2 separate regions of the Homo sapiens genome follow, and region 2 is linked to region 1. Evidence: chromatin loops called from intact Hi-C (ENCODE). Cell type or tissue: heart left ventricle. All regions are shown on one strand. Region 1 holds the start of LOC124901155 (a long non-coding RNA gene). Region 2 has its middle 2.1 kb from the start of TRV-CAC1-2.

What was found. Peaks named below come from ENCODE experiments on the same cell type or tissue, not always from the same donor. Only the 100,000 strongest peaks of a DNase experiment are listed, where the experiment ranks them.
Region 2: a loop joins it to region 1, with 2.9 times the contacts of the local background. A loop is called at or near these places in 7 of 110 quality-filtered maps.

Annotation. Positions count from the first base shown.
Region 1 is chr5:180,867,162-180,871,161 of GRCh38, forward strand. It overlaps LOC124901155 (a long non-coding RNA gene), which reads left to right and starts at 2,613. Exons shown (of 2, transcript XR_007059089.1): 1 at 2,613-2,808; 2 at 3,801-4,000. In heart left ventricle, a CTCF peak has its summit at 2,010; a DNase peak (open chromatin) is centred at 2,020.
Region 2 is chr5:181,092,979-181,096,978 of GRCh38, forward strand. No RefSeq gene overlaps it. Among named protein-coding and RNA genes, the nearest start is that of TRV-CAC1-2, 2.1 kb to the right of the region's middle. In heart left ventricle, no CTCF peak of the experiment used is centred here; no DNase peak of the experiment used is centred here; H3K27me3 peaks cover 1,090 bases.

The DNA of each region.
Region 1 (4,000 bases):
CTCTTCCCCGCTGGTGGGGTGTTGACGGACCTCACCTCCAGGGAAGGCAGCGTGCGGTGTGGATGGACGTGCACGTACTCTTTGCCGCAGCAATTCTCCTCTACGAGTCTACCCTGCTGGTATAGTCACACACTCATGAAATGGTGTGTGAAAAGGTTATTCACAATAGTGTGTCTAAAGTAAAAGATGGAGAAAACCTAAAGGTCCAAACTAAAGACGTGATTACATAAATTATTGTACATTCACGTGTATTAGTTTTCCAGGGCTGCTGTAAGAAAGTACCCCACACAATGTGGCTTAAATAGGAACAAGTTATTGTCTCACAGTTTTGGAGGCTAGATGTCTGAGATCAAGGTGTCAGCAAGTTTGGTTCCTTCTGAGGCTGTGAGGGAGAATCGGTTCCACGTTTTGTACCTAGCTGCTGGTGGTTTGATGGAAATCCTTGGTGTTCCTTTGGACGGAGACCACCACTTCTCCTGTTGTCCTTCCCAGCTTCTCCCCAACCTCCCCTTTTCCCTAGTTTATAAGACAGGAGAAAAGGGAGAAAGCACAGAGTTGGAAAGAAACAGAAGATAGCGAGACGACCTTGGCGCCACCACCTGGCCCTGGTGGTTAAAATAATAATAATAATAATAATAATAATAATAATAATAATAACCCCTGACCAAAACTACTGGTGTTATCTGTAAACTCCAGACATTGTGTGAGAAAGCACTGTAAAACTTTTTGTTCTGTTAGCTGATGTGTGTAGCCCCCAGTCACGTTCCTCACGCTTACTTGATCTATTATGACCCTTTCACGTGAACCCCTTAGAGTTGTAAGCCCTTAAAAGGGCTAGGAATTTCTTTTTCGGGGAGCTCGGCTCTTAAGACGTGAGTCTGCCGATGCTCCCGGCCGAATAAAAACCTCTTCCTTCTTTAATCCGGTGTCTGAGGAGTTTTGTCTGCGACTTGTCCTGCTACACTTGGCTTGTGGACACAGCACCCAGTCTCTGCCTTTACCATCACACACAGCCTTCTCACTGCATGCATGCCTGTGTGCAAATTTCTCCCTTTTTTAAGGAGACCAGTTATATCGGATTAGGGCCCTAAACTACTCACTCCAGCATGACCTCGGCTTAACTAAATACATCTGCAATGACTCTGTTTCCAAATAAGGTCACATTAGGAAGTATCTGGGGTTAGGACTTCAACATACGAATTTTGGGGGAACACAGTTCAACCCATAACAGCATGCAATGTACTACTTTCAGCCATAAAAAAGGAAGAGGGGCCTCTTTATAAAATGGTATGGGAAAATCTCCAAGATGCATGTGAAATAAAGAAATCAATGTGCCAAGCTATGTTATAATTTGCATAAGAAAGGGTGAAATGAATGTGTACATATTTGTGTATGTTCATAAAAATGTTCCTGAAAGTTCACACCAGAAACCACTAACCGGGGCTGTCGGTGAGGAGGCACCTGGGTGGCTGGAAGAGAAGGGTGGGAAGGAGAATTTTCAGTGCATATCGTCTTTATACTCCTGCATTTTGAACCACGAGAATATAGTATTTATTCAAAAATTATATGTAAACATAAATAATCCTAAATTGCATCAGATTGCTAAACTACTACTTCAAGAAGGAGTATTTCAATTTATAAAGTTTCCAACTATAAGTAAAAGCTCTTTACTCACTCACCTCCCCAGGATTGGGTTGTGGCAGGTTTGTTTTTTCTCTAAATTTGTAGGCAGCAAATAGTGTCTGGTTGTTTAATTTTCTTTACCCTTCTATCATGTGTGTCACCCAATTGAGCCATCTCTCCCAGGGACTGCCTGTCCTGTCCTTACATCAAGTCTTTCGGTACCTTTTGTAGAGTTTGTGTCCATTGTGGGAACACATTCTTTATTAAAGAAGTTCACCTTTTGAATTGGCCATCAATTGCTGTTCTCTTTCCTGCTTGCCCTTTAACACCAACAATTTCCTTTCATCCCTCAAGCTTTACATGGATGTGTAAAATCTGTGTGGCAGGTGGCGCTGTTGAGCTGGAAGGGACCGTGGGATGAATCTGGAGAAACCTGTTACCAGAGGCTCTTAAGGGATAACCCACAGTCCCTGGGAAAAGGTCTAGAAGGAGCAAGCAGCCTCCTACTGTTATCATTTCTGGGTCCTGTGGAAAGGGAGATGTCTGTGTCAGGAGTTCTGACTGACACTTACATCTAAAATGATAATCAACAACAGCGAGAAATTTTATGGGGCTTATTTTGTGCCAAGCACTCTTCTAAATGCTTTATATATATAGATACATTGAATCTTCTCAACAGCCCTTTGATGAAGGCACTGTGTGTGTGTGTGTGTGTGTGTGTATATATATATATATATATATATATATATATATATATATATGCACATACATATACCTGTTCTACAGAAGGGGAAACAGAGAGGGAAAGCAAATTGTCCCAGGACACACAGCTGGTAGTTTTGAGGCTGTGATCTTTGACATCTTTGAAATGCTCTGGCCTGGGCACCTGCTGGTTCAAGCCCAGCTGCTTGTTCTCCTCCTGTAGATATATTCATCTCTGGTTGTTGTTCACAAGCCACAGAGTGCCAAGACCAAACAGGAGGCTGTTAGGACACCACCCTTACAAGCCTCTGCCAACTTGGCAGGAGGAGGAAATTTTTGTTTTAAAAGAAAGAGAACTGGATGTCCTCTTGTACACATGGATTAACTCACAGTTTCATAAGACCTTGGGAAAGGAGAAAATCAAAGGAGCTGTCTTTCCCTAATTTGGACGGAGAGTTGGTGAAAAATGGCACCTGCTCCAAGGTATTTTCTTGAATCTGTGTTGGGCTCTGGGTTTCTTATGGGACTGGGCAGTTGTGTAATCTTTGGTCTCTGCTCCCTCATCTGGAATATAGGTAATAATAATACCTACTTCACAGAGTTGTGAAAATTAAATTAGCATATGTAAGGCACTTAGAACATACATATTGATATATTGAATCTTGTCAATAACCCATTGATGACAGCACTGCATACATCCCCATTTTACAGATGGGGGAACAGAGAGGGTAAGAAAACTGTCCCAGGACTCACAGCTGGGCAGTCTTGAGGCTCAGATCTTATGACGCCATACAGTATGCACTATCTGAGTTTTCATGATTGGTGTTGCTGTGGTCACACTCCCGGAGGTACCGTGTCTTCCTGAGGGGAGTGGATCACCTTTCTCTATCTCCCTGGGAAGCGGAAGATGTTGGGGCGGGATCTGAGGACTTGAAAAGTGCAGCCTTAGCTGGGTCAGTGGTTGACCCCTCCCTCTCTCTGGGTCTGGCTGTGTCGGAGTCCAGAGAAACACTGAGGGAGCAGGTCAGGAGCTGGCAGGGAGTGCCCCGTAGGGGCCCCACGGGACTGCCCAGGGTCTGTGGGTGTGGAAGGTAGCCTGTGGCAGGTTATTCTCCGAACAATAGCTCTTCTGAAGCATGATGGTCTGGTTGTGACTGGACTAAGGGAAAATTACAAGAAAGGCTTACGTTCATATCTGCCTGTGTGGTGCGCACCAGGGTCCCGAGTACAAAGCACTGTTACTAAACTGGAGGTGACAGCAGTGTAGACACACACAATCTGGACTGGCCCTGGAGGACACATGGAATACCTCAAAGACCCAGCAATGCTAGAAAAGCGCAATGGTGTAGTCAGCATAGTTAGACGAGGTTGCAGTAACAAATACACCCTCCCTCCCGGTGGCCTAAGACAAGAAGGTTTATTTGTTCTTCACGTAAACTTCATTGTAAGTCAGTTTGCTCTCTTCTGTCTTGCAGCCATAATATCTGGAATGTGTGGCCTTCAGAATTGCCACTGTAGAGAAGAGAAGGCTGGAAGACCCCATGGGATGCTTTAAGGGCTAGGCCCAGAAGTGCAATTACGTCATTTACAACCACCTCTCTTTGGCCAGAACCAGGTCACACAGCTCCGTTCTAACTGCAAAGGAGGCCAGGGCTTAGAAGATCTCGTGGATATT
Region 2 (4,000 bases), 230 kb after region 1:
GGCCTGTCCTCAAGAAAAACTACTTTACCAGAGGCTAAATGACCTGGGGGAAGAGAAATACCCAACTCCAGCCCCGTCTAGCCCTCCTGTCCCACCTAAGAGTGGGAAGAAACTGAAAACCAGTGGTAAAGTTCATAGCCCAAGGGCACAGGCTCACTAAAAGTCTGACACCTGGGTGGTCCCAGTGGCTCACAACTGTAATCCCAGCAATTTGGGAGGCCGAGGCAGGTGGATCACCTGAGATCAGGAGTTCAAGACCAGCCTGGCCAAAATGGCAAAACCCTGTCTCCACTAAAAATACAAAAATTAGCCAGGCATGGTTGCACATGCCTGTAGTCCCAGATACTCGGGAGGCTGAGGCAGGAGAATCACTTGAGCCTGGGAGGTGGAGGTTGCAGTGAGCTGAGATTGCACCACTGCATTCCAGAACAAGACTCCATCTCAGAAAAAAAAAAAAAAATAGACTGAGACCCAACCATAAAGCTACAGAACACTCCTCGACTGAGACCCAACCATAAAGCTATAGAACACTCCTCGTCCCCCACTTTAATGCCACATCACTAAAAGCCTATTTACCAGAGTTCCTTTTATCTAGTAGTACATCATTTTGTTGTTCAGCAACAACAAAAATTACAAGGCACATTAAAAAGCAAAAAGCACAGTTTAGAGAGACAGAGCAAGCATTAGAACCAAATTCAGATATGTCAGGGATGGTACAATTAACAGACCATGAATTTAAAACAACTATGAATGATATGCCAAGGCTCTTATGGAAAATGTGGACAGCATGCAAGAACAGATGGTGATGTACACAGACATGAAAATTCTACGAAAAAAATCAGAAAGAAATGCTAGAGTTCAAACACTAACTGAAATGGAGAATGCCTTTGGTCTCATTAATAAACTGGACACAGCTGAGAAAAGAGTCACTGCGCTTGAGGACATGTCAATAGAAACTCCTAAAACCGGCCGGGTGCAGTGGCTCATGCCTGTATTCCCAGCACTTTGGGAGGCTGAGGCAGGTGGATCATGAGGTCAGGAGTTCGAGACAAACCTGATCAACATGGTGAAACCCCATCTCTACTAAAACTACAAAAATTATTTCTTGTAAATTTGTTTAAGTTCTTTGTAGATTCTGGATATTAGCCCTTTGTCAGATGGGTAGATGGTAAAAATTTTCTCCCGTTCTCTAGGTTGCCTGTTCACTCTGATGGTAGTTTCTTTTGCTGTGCAGAAGCTCTTTAGTTTAATTAGATCCCATTTGTCAATTTTGGCTTTTGCTGCCATTGCTTTTGGTGTTTTAGACATGAAGTCCTTGCCCATGCCTATGTCCTGAATGGTAATGCCCAGGTTTTCTTCTAGAGTTTTTATGGTTTTAGGTCTAACATTTAAGTCTTTAATCCATCTTGAATTAATTTTTGTATAAGATGTAAGGAAAGGATCCAGTTTCAGCTTTCTACATATGGCTAGCCAGTTTTCCTAGCACCATTTATTAAATAGGGAATCTTTTCCCCATTTCTTGTTTTTGTCAGGTTTGTCAAAGATCAGATGGTTGTAGATATGTGGCATTATTTCTGAGGGCTCTGTTCTGTTCCATTGGTCTATATCTCTGTTTTGGTACCAGTACCATGCTGTTTTGGTCACTGTAGCCTTGTAGTATAGTTTGAAGTCAGGTAGTGTGATGCCTCCAGCTTTGTTATTTTGGCTTAGGATTGACTTGGTGACGCGGGCTCCTTTTTGGTTCCATATGAACTTTAAAGTAGTTTTTTCCAATTCTGTGAAGAAAGGCATTGGTAGCTTGATGGGGATGGCATTGAATCTATAAATTACCTTGGGCAGTATGGCCATTTTCACAATATTAATTCTTCCTATTCATGAGCATGGAATGTTCTTCCATTTGTTTGTGTCCTCTTTTATTTCATTGAGCAGTGGTTTGTAGTTCTCCTCGAAGAGGTCCTTCACATCCCTTGTAAGTTGGATTCCTAGGTATTTTATTCTCTTTGAAGCAATTGTGAATGGGAGTTCAGTCATGATTTGGCTCTCTGTTTGTCTGTTATTGGTGTATAGGAATGCTTAAACAACAGGTGCTGGAGAGGATGTAGAGAAACAGAACACTTTTATACTGTTGGTGGGACTATAAGCTAGTTCAACCATTGTTGAAGACAGTGTGGCTATTCCTCAAGGATCTAGAACTAGAAATACTATTTGACCCAGCCAGCCCATTACTGGGCATATACCCAAAGGACTATAAATCATGCTGCTATAAATACACAGGCACACATATGTTTATTGTGGCACTATTCACAATAGCAAAGACTTGGAACCAACCCAAATGTCCATCAATGATAGACTGGATTAAGAAAATGTGGCACATATACACCATGGAATACTATGCAGCCATAAAAAAGGATGAGTTCATGTCCTTTGTAGGGACATGGATGAAGCTAGAAACCATCATTCTGAGCAAACTGTCGCAAGGACAGAAAACCAAACACCGCATGTTCTCACTCATAGGTGGGAATTGAACAATGAGAACACTTGGACACAGGAAGGGGAACATCACACACTGGGGCCTGTCGTGGGGTGGGGGGAGGGGGGAGGGATAGAATTAGGAGATATACCTAATGTAAATGACGAGTTAATGGGTGCAGCACACCAACATGGCACATGTATACATATGTAACAAACCTGCATGTTGTGCACATGTACCCTAGAACTTAAAGTATAATAAATAAAATGTAAAAAAATATATACAAAAATTAGCCAGGTGTGGTGGCGTGCACCTGTAATCCCAGCTACTCAGGAGGCTGAGGCAGGAGAATCTCTTGAACCCAGGAGGCAGAGGTTGCAGTGAGCAGAGATCATGCCACTGCACTCCAGCCTGGGCGACAGAGCCAGACTCTATCTCAAAAAAAAAAGAAAGAAAAGAAAAGAAAAGAAATACCTGAGGCTGGGTAATTGATAAGAAAAGAGGCTTAATTGGCTCATGGCTCTGCAGGCTGTGCAGGAAGCATACCGCCAGCTTCTGCTTCTGGCGAGGCTTCAGGAAGCTTCCAATCACGGCAGAAGGCAAAGAGGGAGCAGGCACATCACATGGCGAAGGTGGGAGCAAGAAGGCGGGGGGTGCCACACACTTTTTAAAACCTTATCAGGGGAGAACTCATAATAGGGAGGACAGCACCAAGGCCGTGGTGCTAAACCATTCATGAGAAATCCATCCTCATGATCCAATAACCTCCCACCAGGCCCCACCTCCAATATTGGGAATTACATTTCAACGTAAATTTTGACGAGGACATAAATACAAACTATATTACTACCCTTAAACAATTGGAAATTGCTTTGTTTTTGAGAAATAAAAGAATGCTGAATTCTGTTCTGTTGCTTTGGTTGTACACTTTAGTGAAAATTGAAAGGTTATGTTAATTTCTGAAGAATTATAATGATAAAAAACGGTGCAGACACAACCTGCACTTTGCAAGCATTGCAGACTTAAGTTTTTTGGGGGAAACTATACATAATTAAATAGTTTCCCAGTGAGCTCAGCCAGCCCATTCAGGGCAGTGCCCAGACATATGCTTGTGGCAAACTCTAGCCAAGCAACTTACCTACAGGAGAAAAAAAGACTCACTGTTTCAAGAGGAGCTGTGGTGCTTCTCTCCTTTCTCCTCTTTTTCTTGTATAAACCCTACATTCACCTGTATTCAACAAAATCAGCCAACTAATTGGTTTCTGTGTGTGTATTCAAGAAAATCAGCCAACTAATTGGTTTCTATGTGTGTATTCGAGAAAATCAGCCGACTAATTGGTTTCTATGTGTGTGTATTCGAGAAAATCAGCCAACTAATTGGTTTCTGTGTGTTTGTGTTCAAGTGAACGTCCACATTCACTCAGCTGTGCTGTGTCTCTGAGCTACTCTCTGACTCTGCAACCCTCCCCTTTTAAATGGTTGCACTGGACTCTGTATTCTTGTGCGCTCATACCCATTACCAAGCTCAAA